2 separate regions of the Mus musculus genome follow, and region 1 is linked to region 2. The links are chromatin loops, found by intact Hi-C in ENCODE. Cell type or tissue: heart. All regions are shown on one strand. Links, peaks and the distances in the headings refer to the core of each region. The heading gives the core; the rest is flanking DNA. Region 1 holds the start of Pros1 (protein S (alpha)). Region 2 holds the start of Zfp654 (zinc finger protein 654).

Region 1 (5,378 bases), core at 199-5,198, 2.0 Mb after region 2:
GTCTTTAAGTTAGTTATAATTTTAAGAATACCTGCATCTTCTTATTACTTAATAAAAAATTGAAATTCTAGCAAACGCCTATTTAATTAACCATCCTTGAAAGATTTCTTTGATACTCTTAGTCGCCTAAATGTTATGCAGTTATTTCTCCCATGCCTGTTTCTGGGAATCCAACAGAGCAGAAGAAAGCACTGTTAATTATGAACACATTTAAAGTTTTGAAAACAATTTTGTTGACAGTTACAACGTACCAAACCTGTGTTGCTCTTTATATATCCCTAAGAGAAAACTCAATATGCTCCCTGGAATCTGGGAATGGAAGAAGGGGGAAAAAAATCAAGAAACACGACAATAAGGTGCAAAGAATCCGTGCCACCACCGCAGATCAGTAGCAATCAAAATCCTCAGTACAAAACGATCCTCGCTCCAAGATAATATCCAACAGCAACTTCTTACGCCAAGGTTAGGGAATGATAAGTAAACTCGCAGTGATCCTCAAACAGTTTGTCAATGTGAGACGAGCCAATCAAGTACAAAGTCCAGAAATTGCAAAAGGAAGGTTAACTGTAAGAGAGGGTGCAGGCTGGGATCGGAGGGCACCGAGGGTTGACTTAGTTTTCCTACCAATGTTTAGAACTATGCTCATCCAATTCCTATGACACTTGGTATCACCCAGCTTCTTGCATCAATCCTGTGGACAATGACTCCCAAAGCAAGGCAAGCTTTGATCTCGTCCCACGTTTACTCAGTCCGCCAGATCCAGGCTGCCGCCACTCTCTGAGACGCTGGGGGACTTACTGGAAATTTAGGAAGCAACAAGCTGTCCAGGAGACAATCCTACCAGCCAGGGCATGTAGGGACCAGAGAAGCCTGAAGATATGGATTACTTACAGTTTGTCTCTGAGACAGGGATCACCAGGGCGAGGCAGGCCAGTAGCACCCGAAAGCGTGCGCTCAGGACCCTCATTGCTGAGAGGATGGCCGGGGGTCAGGGCTGGCGCAGCGGGGACCGTGCCTGCGCTAGGGCGGCCGAGGGAAGCTGCGAGCCCGGGCTCTGCTCTCCCAGCTCTGCCGCGGCCCAGCCCGAGCGCGGGCGGGCGGAGCAGCCAGGGGCGGAGGGGACCGCCCGCTCCCAGCCCCCAGCCCGGGAGGGGAAGCGGTGACTGGGACATTTCCTGGAAGCTCTTCGCAGCTGGGGGGCGGGGGTGGGGTGGGGAGGGCCGCGGGAAGGAGGTCGGAGGCCGAGGGAAGCTTATCAGAGAGGTCCTTTGTCACTGTCCCCAGCCCTGCTTTTACTTCGTTTCTTTAGAAAGTTGTTTTCAAAGGGTGAAGTATCTCTCTCTCTCTGTCTCTCTGTCTCTCTGTCTCTCTGTCTCTGTCTCTGTCTCTCTCTCTCTCTCTCTCTCTCTCTGTCTCTGTCTCTCTCTCTCTCTCCTCCCCTGCTCCTACCTTCTCTAGCATCCCTTCCCCATTCCTCCTCCACCCAGCTTCCCTTCTCCCCACCCCACCCCATTTCTTTCCAACTCCAGAGACTGCCAGCCAGTCAGGATGTCAACTTAAACTGAAGCCAACTTGGACTTTAGGAAGAAGGGTACTCAAAACCAAAGTAGTGGGAGGAAAGAAAATCGAAAGGTTTGATCACCCACAGAGTATTTCCTCAGAACAGCTTGTTTTGGTGTTAGCATTACCCTTTTGGTTTTTGTCAGGCATACACGTGTAAATCAGGCTTTCCCTGCTACTTGAAACTAAACTGCCTGGGTTGAAAACATAGAACTTGCTCTTAACACTGTTTTATAACTTTAAGAAAAGAGCTTACACTTTTAAGTCCTAGTCATATCATCTGTAACAGAGATAAGAGGTTTTCATCGTGTTGACATGAGACTCTATAGATGCTATCGATATGAAACATTAAGTCCATGCCAACTAGTAGAACTCAACGCACATAGAGTATATTAATCCTTTTTTGTCCAATTAAAACATAGATTGATTTTTTTGAATGTGTGTGAACGAAACTTACTAGGCAGAATCATATTTTAAGGGTCATTTTTCCTCTCTCTCTCTCTCTCTTTCTCTCTCTCTCTTTCCTTTGTTATTTAGTGATCCAGTGGGGATGCAAGATGACTAAGATGGGAGTCAATATTTTTTCTGATAAAATGTTTTGGGAAATTTCCATTCATTGAGGAGGAGGAAGGAAAACTTTTGTACTATACCCGTCTATGCTCTATGCCATGCTAAATTAATGTATGATAGACTAAGAGGACAAAATGGGGCTGGAGAGTTCACTCAGCTGTTAAGAGCACTGGCTGCTTGTGCTGCCTGCTTGCTCCTCCAGGGGTCTTGAATTCAATTCCCAGCAACCACAGGTTGGCTCACAACTGTCTGTAATGAGATCTGATGCCCTCTTCTGGTATGTGTCTGAAGACAGCTACAGTGTACTCATGTAAATAAAAATAAATAATTTTAAAAAAAGAGGAGAAAATAATATTCAATCACATACATATACAGGAGAATTTCACAAATTCATGAGATCCAATGAGGTGGCCAGATGACTGAGACATATGGCAACTTAAGTTGAGGAAAAGGACTTTGAGGCTTACAGCCAAGGAGTTGAATGCGGGGAGAAGAAAAGTCAGGAAGAGACAATGAGTAGAACTGCATGGTCAAAAGGGGTTGCTTGCCTTATTGTCTCTCTGGCAACAACAATTGTTCTGGGTTTGTTCTTTCTAGTATGGTAGGAATCATACTAACTGGGCTGGTGAGATGGCTCAGCAGGTAAGAACACTGACTGCTCTTCCAAAGGTCATGAGTTCAAATCCCAGCAACCATATGGTGGCTCACAACCATCCCTAACGTGATCTGACTCCCTTTTCTGGAGTGTCTGAAGTCAGCTACAGCATACTTACATATAATAAATAAATAAATCAAAAGAAAAGGAATTGTACTAACTAAAAAGAAATGCTATAAGTATAAATTTCTGTTGTAGCTTGGATTTTTTAAAAATTACTTTAAAAACATTTACTTATTTTAATGCATGTGAGCTTTACCTGTGGGTATGTGAAGGCGGATGTACCACCACAAAGAAGCCAGTTGAGGTCCCCTGGAACAGGAGTTCCAGATGTGTTTTGAGCCACAGTGTGAGTACTGGGAACCAAACTCAGGTCCTCTGGAAGAACAACTACTCAAACCCCAAACCTCTTTCCAGCTCCTGAAGCTCCAATCTTAGCTGCTTCTGAAAGGTTCCTGTGTTAAGGGCTTTGTCACCAGCCTGTCGTAAAAACACCAGGACTTGGGACCCAATGAAAGGTCACTGAGGGTGTGTTGTTGCCTCCCCCCACACACCAATCTGTGTGTGCCTGTTTGTCCTGTCTCTCTCCTTAGTAGCCAAGTAACCAATAACTGTAAGCTAAGCAACCAGTATAGCCTCTTTCTTCCAGTATAAATATTACCACAATGTATTCTGCAGTCACAAGCCAAGGGCTACATTATAGAAACAACTAAAGCCATATATTCATTTGCTGCATGGACGTTTATCCTCGGGGTTTTGTTTTTTGTTTTTTGTTTGTTTGTTTGTTTACTTTTTCACTTAGGGCAGAAAGCTGACTGACACAATTTCATTTCCAAACCAGGGAACTCATTTGATGGGACATGAAGAGCCCACTATTTCTCTGCTGTTCTGCTGGATTTGATTTGCTTTGGTTTGAAATGCCCCAAATACCACCAGCACTCATTGAAAACATCTGCAAGCATGGGTTGCAGCCATAGACGAGATTCATCACTACAGTTTGAGCGCCTTCAGTTCAACACCTACTGCTCCATTCTGTGTGGGTGAAACCCAGTCCCTCAGACAACTCAGTATCACATGCTGTGCCTTCTTCTGGCTTCTGTCATGGCCCCTTCATCTTTCCACAAGGTCCACTAGAACTGCAGTCCAACACCGCCATGATGGTAGGCCTCACCTATCCACATTTTCAAATAACGTTTTGAAATTGAAATACACATACATATATATGTCAAAGTAGTAAATGGTGCTGTACTATGTTCTAAATCCTTGCATTTGTTAGAATAAGAACTATTGAGTATATTTGCAACCCCTCCATTTAAAAGAAATTCTCTTCCTTAAAAGAGGAAGGTTTGTAAGGGGTCACAGACACCACAAGAAAACCTGCAGAAGCAGCTAGCCTAGGCCCATAGGGGCTCACAGAAACTGACCTGCCAACCAGGAAACATGTAGGGCCTCTGCACATATGTTACAGTAGGGTAGCTTGGTCTTCATGTTGGAGTCCTAAAGTGGAAACAGGGTCTGTCTCTGTCTCTGTTGCCTGCCTCTGGGACCCTTTTCTCCTATTGGATTGTCTGGTCTAGCCTCAATAGAAGAGGAGGTGCCTAGTCTTACTGCAACTTGCTATGCCATGGCCCATTGAGGCTAGCCCTTTTCGAAAGAGAAATGGAGGAGTGGGTAGTGCAGGGTGGATGGGTGAGTGGGTAGTGACTGGGAGGAGACGGGGCAGGGGAAGCCAGTTGGGATATAAAATAAATAAAATTAAAAAGAATTTCTGTTCCATTTTGGACAAATCTACCCCCTCAGAAATGTTTGGATTGTTAAACAAAAGAAGCTTAAAGTACTATATTTAATCTTCAGTGTGTAAATGTGCATGTGCCATGGGTCTTCAATGAACAGCTGCATTTTGGAATCTCTTCATTGCAGGAGGACAATTTTTAAGGATATTGTCAACTTTGAGATTTCTCAAAGAGGGAAAAGTTTCTAAATCGAATGAATATCAACAGCATGCTGCACCATAGCATCTCCAATACAGACAACAACAGAGAGGGTATGGAAGGGAACTTTAAAGAAACAGAGGCACTTCCTGGAAATGGAAAAAGAAAAAGAAACCTTTTCCAATTTTTTTGCTTGCAGGGGCTTACCTTCCTAGTTTCAGAATCACGCGTTCGTGTCAGAGTAAATGTACAATAACTGCCTCCATCACTGTAACATGAAACTTAGAATGATATCTGACGTGCTCAATAATAGAATTGGAGACTACATCCCTGGATAAACTATTGAGGTTTTAAACTTATAAGTTCATTCCAGTTTCAATCAATATCGATATCTGGATTCTGCTAAGTATTAACACTTTGATGGATACTATGCAGGTAAAATGTGATTAATACATATACATATATATATATATATATATATATATATATATATCCAAATAAAACTTGACCAAATTTGAACTCATTATCTAATCCTGTTGTCATACCAAGTTATATATTTCTCTGTATAATCTTTTACTAATTAAGTCACTAATACATTCATTCACCCTGATTTCTTTTGTAATATCCTTTCTGAACAATAAAATTTATGAGGGCAGAATTTT
Region 2 (5,378 bases), core at 264-5,263:
CATAGTTGAAGACTAAAATCTCATCACTGCAAAATCCCCCATGGCTTTTGTCAAAGACACTAAGAGAGATTTTAGTCTTTTAGTCACTTGAAGCTGCTACTAAATATGTCTTTAAAAGCGACCACAAGGAAGTGAAGGTTAAGCAATTATTTCACATACAAGTAGAATGTAATTTGAACAGTCATTTCTCCTAGAGATCTCAAGCTCTAAGAACATTTCCGGCCTACTATTCCACTTTGAAAAGAATGTGAGCTTCTTTAAGGTCCTGTGAGAGGTATAGCCTGGCAGCAGCTTCAGTTTTCTAGGCTAGTTCTCAATCCAAATCATTACGTAACCTCACAAGAAAAAACAAAAACCATACATGGCAACAGGGCTACAATGCAAGGAAGTTCTTCCATGCACAAACATTTCAGGAGAACATCCATGAGTTTTAACGATAACCACCGGGTTTCAGATAGCCTAATACACTCCATAGGTAAGTTTTACTTTACACCATCGGTGACTTAAAATTAGCAGTAAGTTTTGCAGTGAGGTTTCTTTCTTTTGCCTAAAACTATATACACATTGCAAAACTATTCTGTATCACATGATTTAAAATAAATATAAAAATGAACCACACAATCAACACATTAACTTTAATACTCCACATTATTTATCTTGATCACAATGGTCATTAACTGCCTCGTCAACAATCTTGTGAGCTGAGGAGCTGATTTTCATTCTCGTAGCCATCAGGCAGATATGCTCGCCTCAGCTGGTCTGACTTAGGTATGGACCCTCCGTTCTTCACATGCCGGGACAGGAACGCTCGCACTGCGGGATGATCGGCCTTCTCCAGGGGGATGTTGGCTTCCAGGCACATTTTCACAAAGTCCTGGATAACACTGGCTTTCTCTGTTTGCGCAGGACTGTTGCACTGAAGCGATGCAGTCAGGGGCCTCTGCTTCTTTCTCACATTTTGCTCTTCAAATTCTGCCTTCCTCTTTGTATGAGTCTTTGACTTGAGGTGGTCACTAATGGCAGACTTGCGAACATGATTCAGCACCACATTGCAAGAGGTGCAGAAGAGTTTGCCTCCATCCTCATGAAGCTCACCTCCAAATTCAGTGACTCGATCCAGAGGGGTTACGTACAAAGCAGTCTTAGAACGATTTCGAGCAGGTGGTGCTGTTACAACAAATCGTTCCATTTTGTCTCTGAATAAGGTTCTTCTAAGACAAGAGAAAGATGTTAGTATTATGATAATAGTTCATTCTAGAAGTGATTAACATTAATAAAAAGTAGTTATAAGTGCTTTTGTAAGGGTAGATTTAAAAAAAAAACAATAAATACACCCCCTCCAAAACAACAACAGGAAAAACAAACTTAATTCAGTGATCCTCCGTATCCCACAAACACTTTTAGTTCAATTTATAGGTCACATGTCTTCTAAACATCTGACATATTCAAGGAAAACAAAACTAAAGCAAATCAGCAGCATCCAGCTAGGTCCATTCCTTGACGTGTGTGTGTATGTGGTACTGCCTATGTGCACACCTTGTTGTTTTTGAACAGCTTCTCTAACTGACCCCAGAACTGGGATTATAGATACACACTGCAGAGAGTCCACACACTTGCACAGGAAGCACACGGCCCTACTAATCCAACTTCCCAATACCTTGTTTTTTATGACAAATAAATCAGACCCCTGAAGAAATATTAAAGTATTCTAAATGTCTCTATCGTTTAGAAAATCACAATCACAGCAGCATTCATAGTACTAAAAATACTAACCTTGCCCAACTTAGACATGTGTTCAAGTTAAAGAGCTTCTTGATGGGAAAGCGATTTTGAGAATTCAACTGTGCAAAAATCTGGTAGTAAGACTTACTTTCCAAAAAGAAAAACAAGTAAAAACTAAAAAAACCATAAAGCATGCCTAACTATTTACAATAACATTACAACCTGAGGCCTACATATAGTTGACAATAAGTACTACTTATTTAAGACAGGACCTCAATGCCTAGTGGTACATGCCTTTAATCCCAGCACTTGGGAAGGCAGAGGCAGGCCTGTTCTATGAAGTGAGTTCCAGGACAGCCAGGGTTACACAGAGAAATCCAGTCTAGAAAACCAGCTAACCAAAAACAAAGACAGAGTCTCACTATGTAGACAGAGACCTATCTTTGTCACCTCCTGAATTCTGAGGCTGAAACTGTATGACACCATGTCTGGAAAAATATTAACATATGTATTTCTCTAAAAAGTTGATAATCAAGAGAAGGCAATATGTTCTTTAACATTTGGTTTCCAATTTCCATTGAAGACTAATTTTTATTTCCCTTAACATAGTGCCCAATATGTGCTGGGCACAACTTGATGTTTATAAAAAGTAAATGAACAGCTGGGTGTCCACTAGAGGCAGAACAACTGCTTAGCATGAGCTAAATTCTAGGTTTGACCTCAGCAATCAAAAACAAAAACAAAAATGAAACAAACAGGAAAAAAAAAAAGCCAAATTCAAATAACGACCCCCCCATAACCATTTATCAAAACCCATATAATTTAGAAGCAGTTTAACACTAAATTTAGCCTAACAACAAAACTCAAAACACCAAGAACAACCCTGTTGTCCAGCGGGCTTTCAATGTTGTCCTGAATGGCAGGGATCACATCACAGACATGTGCCAGCATACCTGGCCGTGTCTTACTTCTTACAGAAGTCTAAATGTGTGAGCACCTGTGTTCTGGCACATGTTTGGAGCTGAGGACAGTGGTTTCATGGACTAACTCAGTGTTGTTAGTGACTCTCAAAGTCACTTCACTAGGCCCCCAAACTTCTGAAAATTATCAACGGACTATCAGCTATATAAAATTACAAGCACTGGAAACCCAAGATAATAAATATACTTTGATAACAAAAGATTAGCAAGACTTACTCTTCTATGCCTGTGATTTAACTTTTTATAATAATCAAGACATCAGATACTACTATACTGAATAATTTTGTTAAAAACATGTTGAAGAAATACTTCAAGTATGTTCTGAAGAATTCGTTTTTATAAGTAACATTACAAAGCATGGAGTATCCCACTGCATTAGTCTACTTGCTGGGCAACACCAAGATTATTTCAACTTTGGTCTGTATTTTGAGCAAAATCTATGAACTCAAAGTAGGACTTAGCAATTCATGAAAATTCTCTAAGGCACAAAATGTCTAGAATTTCACATGCTTAATTTCTGTGGATTTCCACCCCACCACATCTTTGACACTCAAGGGTTACGTGTGAGATACTGTTTTAGGGCATAGGTTTTTCATGGCAGAAAAGACAGACATCATGATGAATCCCACCTAATACTCAGCAAATCCTCACTGCAAATGTCTGCAACTTCCACAAGTACTCTACACCTATGAAATAAAACCATTCTAGTAACAATTAAAGCTGTTATGAAAAACTAGGGGTGCAGTTAGAATTTTTCTTTGACTGCAAACTTACAGAAATGGGATCTGCAATTCTTGTGCCACGTGAAGCCTGAACTTTCCTGATCTTTTCTCTTGAAAGGTCTATTCTTGATACTGCCAATGAAAATAACCACCTCATAGAGGCGAGGAGGTTGGTTACGTGTAAAAGTGTTTCCAGAAGTCAGAAATATTTTAAACAAATGAGGAAGTTAAGATAGAGCACCCAGGGAACAAAAGCGAAACAGCCATTTACTACAGCAAAAGTAAACTGAGTTTTCAAGTCGAAATACTCACCAGCTTAATTTCCAGTCGGGTTTTTGTTTGTTTGTTTGTTTTTCCTTGATATTAAGTAGTGACAGTTTTCTGGATGCAAAACCACAGACGCATCCAATCCGAGCGACTTCGCGTTCGTTCAGACCCCGGAGACGCCTTCGACTCAGTTTTTCAACAGGTGGTGGTGGGGAAACAGTTCCTGGGCTTGCACCCTATTTTCCCGGTGGCGCCGGGAAGTCATGTCTTTACTGTAAAACACAAAAAACAAACAGAAAGGGAAGATGGTGGAGGGGCGGGAAAGGCAGGGCGCAGGCCCGCGGCAGAGCGGCTCGGGCCACGCTCTGCACACAGGTGTCTGTCTCTCTCCGCCTTCCGTGCGCGATCCCGAAGCTCCAGCCAGCCCCACGCCAGCTCGGCTCGCACGCCCCGGGGCGGGTGGCCCGGCGGCCCGCGCGCTCCGCAGGCCCGAGGCTCCGGTGGGGGCGGGGAAGGCGGGCGCGGGCCGCCGGACGTCTAGACAGCCTCCTCCCGCCGCGCCGGCCGAGGTGGCGCCCCGGCGCCGCGACCCCGCCTGCGGGCCGGGGCCGGGGCCGAGGCCGCGTCCCAGCCGCCCTCGGAGGGCCCCGGAGAAGTCCGCCGCACCGCCGCCGACTCCGTGGCTGTCCCCGGGGAGGGGGCGGCGGGCGCCGGCCGAGGCCGTCGCTGTCAGGCTGGCCCGGCTCCTTCCTCCTCCACCTCCGGCCCCGCCCCCGGTTCCCTCGCCCGGCCCGAAGGCCTGGGCTCGCCGCCCGCACCAACGGCCAAGCCCACCTTCCGCCTTCCCAGCTCTTCGGGACCGTAGGAGCGGGCCGCCGTTAGGGGAAGTGCACGAGCCCTCGCCAGGAAGGAAGAGAGGAGGAAGAAAGGGCAGAGCAACGGGATGAAGGAGATCCCGTTGCGGCCGCCGCTGCTTCCGCCGCTGCTTCAGCCGCTGCTCCTGCCGCTGCCACCGCCGTCGCCGCCGCCCGAGCGAGCTCCGCCGCGGCCGCCGTGTCCCCTGCCGCGCCCCGTCCTCCGGCGCGCCCTATGGCAGGGCTCGTAGGCGGTCCTCAGCAACCGCCGAGTAGTGTGGACCAACAGATGGCAGGCCTGGCAAACAGACGGCTAGTGTAACCAATAGGAAGGTAGGGCGGGCATGCCTATGATTGGCGGTGTCCTTCCTCCAGTGAAAACTGGGGGCGTGGGTGGGCGGAGCCGGAAGTAGAGCCCAGGCGAGTAGCCCTGTCCGGCTGGGGCGGAGGGAAAGGGGGAGGGAACTAGAGGAGGAGGAGGAGGTTAGCTGAGGCAGCGGCGGCGGCAGCGGCGGCGGCGGCGGCGGCGCAGGGGCTGGGTACGCGCTGGGCGGCGAGAGCCTCATGGCGGAGGAAGAGAGCGACCAAGAGGCCGAGCGCCTCGGAGAAGAGCTCGTGGCCATTGTGGAGTCCCCCCCGGGCCCAGTGGGGCTCCTAGCTGCGGGCGACGGCAGAGGGGGGGCCGGCGGCGGCGGCTGTGGCGGCGGCGTCGGGATCAGCAGCCGGGATTACTGCCGACGCTTCTGTCAGGTGAGGCGCCCGTCGGCCGCTCCGACTTGTCACTGGGCTCCCGGGCCTCTGCGTGGCTCCTGGCCTGCTGGCCCAGGTCTCTG

Evidence for each region. Peaks named below come from ENCODE experiments on the same cell type or tissue, not always from the same donor. Only the 100,000 strongest peaks of a DNase experiment are listed, where the experiment ranks them.
Region 1: a loop joins it to region 2, with 5 times the contacts of the local background. A loop is called at or near these places in 2 of 42 quality-filtered maps.

Annotation. Positions count from the first base shown.
Region 1 is chr16:62,850,018-62,855,395 of GRCm38, reverse strand. It overlaps Pros1 (protein S (alpha)), which reads right to left and starts at 1,089. Exons shown (of 15, transcript NM_011173.3): 1 at 892-1,089. The coding sequence starts at 967. In heart, for the core only: a CTCF peak has its summit at 2,396 (motif pointing left); a DNase peak (open chromatin) is centred at 1,085; H3K4me3 peaks cover 1,386 bases; H3K27ac peaks cover 1,458 bases.
Region 2 is chr16:64,851,384-64,856,761 of GRCm38, reverse strand. Zfp654 (zinc finger protein 654) reads left to right here and starts at 5,039. Exons shown (of 9, transcript NM_001347245.1): 1 at 5,039-5,295. The coding sequence starts at 5,110. Cggbp1 (CGG triplet repeat binding protein 1) reads right to left here and starts at 4,761. Exons shown (of 3, transcript NM_178647.3): 1 at 4,526-4,761; 2 at 3,737-3,963; 3 at 1-1,211. The coding sequence starts at 1,189. The coding sequence ends at 686. In heart, for the core only: CTCF peaks have their summits at 2,398 and 5,177; DNase peaks (open chromatin) are centred at 4,101 and 4,951; H3K4me3 peaks cover 2,571 bases; H3K27ac peaks cover 1,946 bases.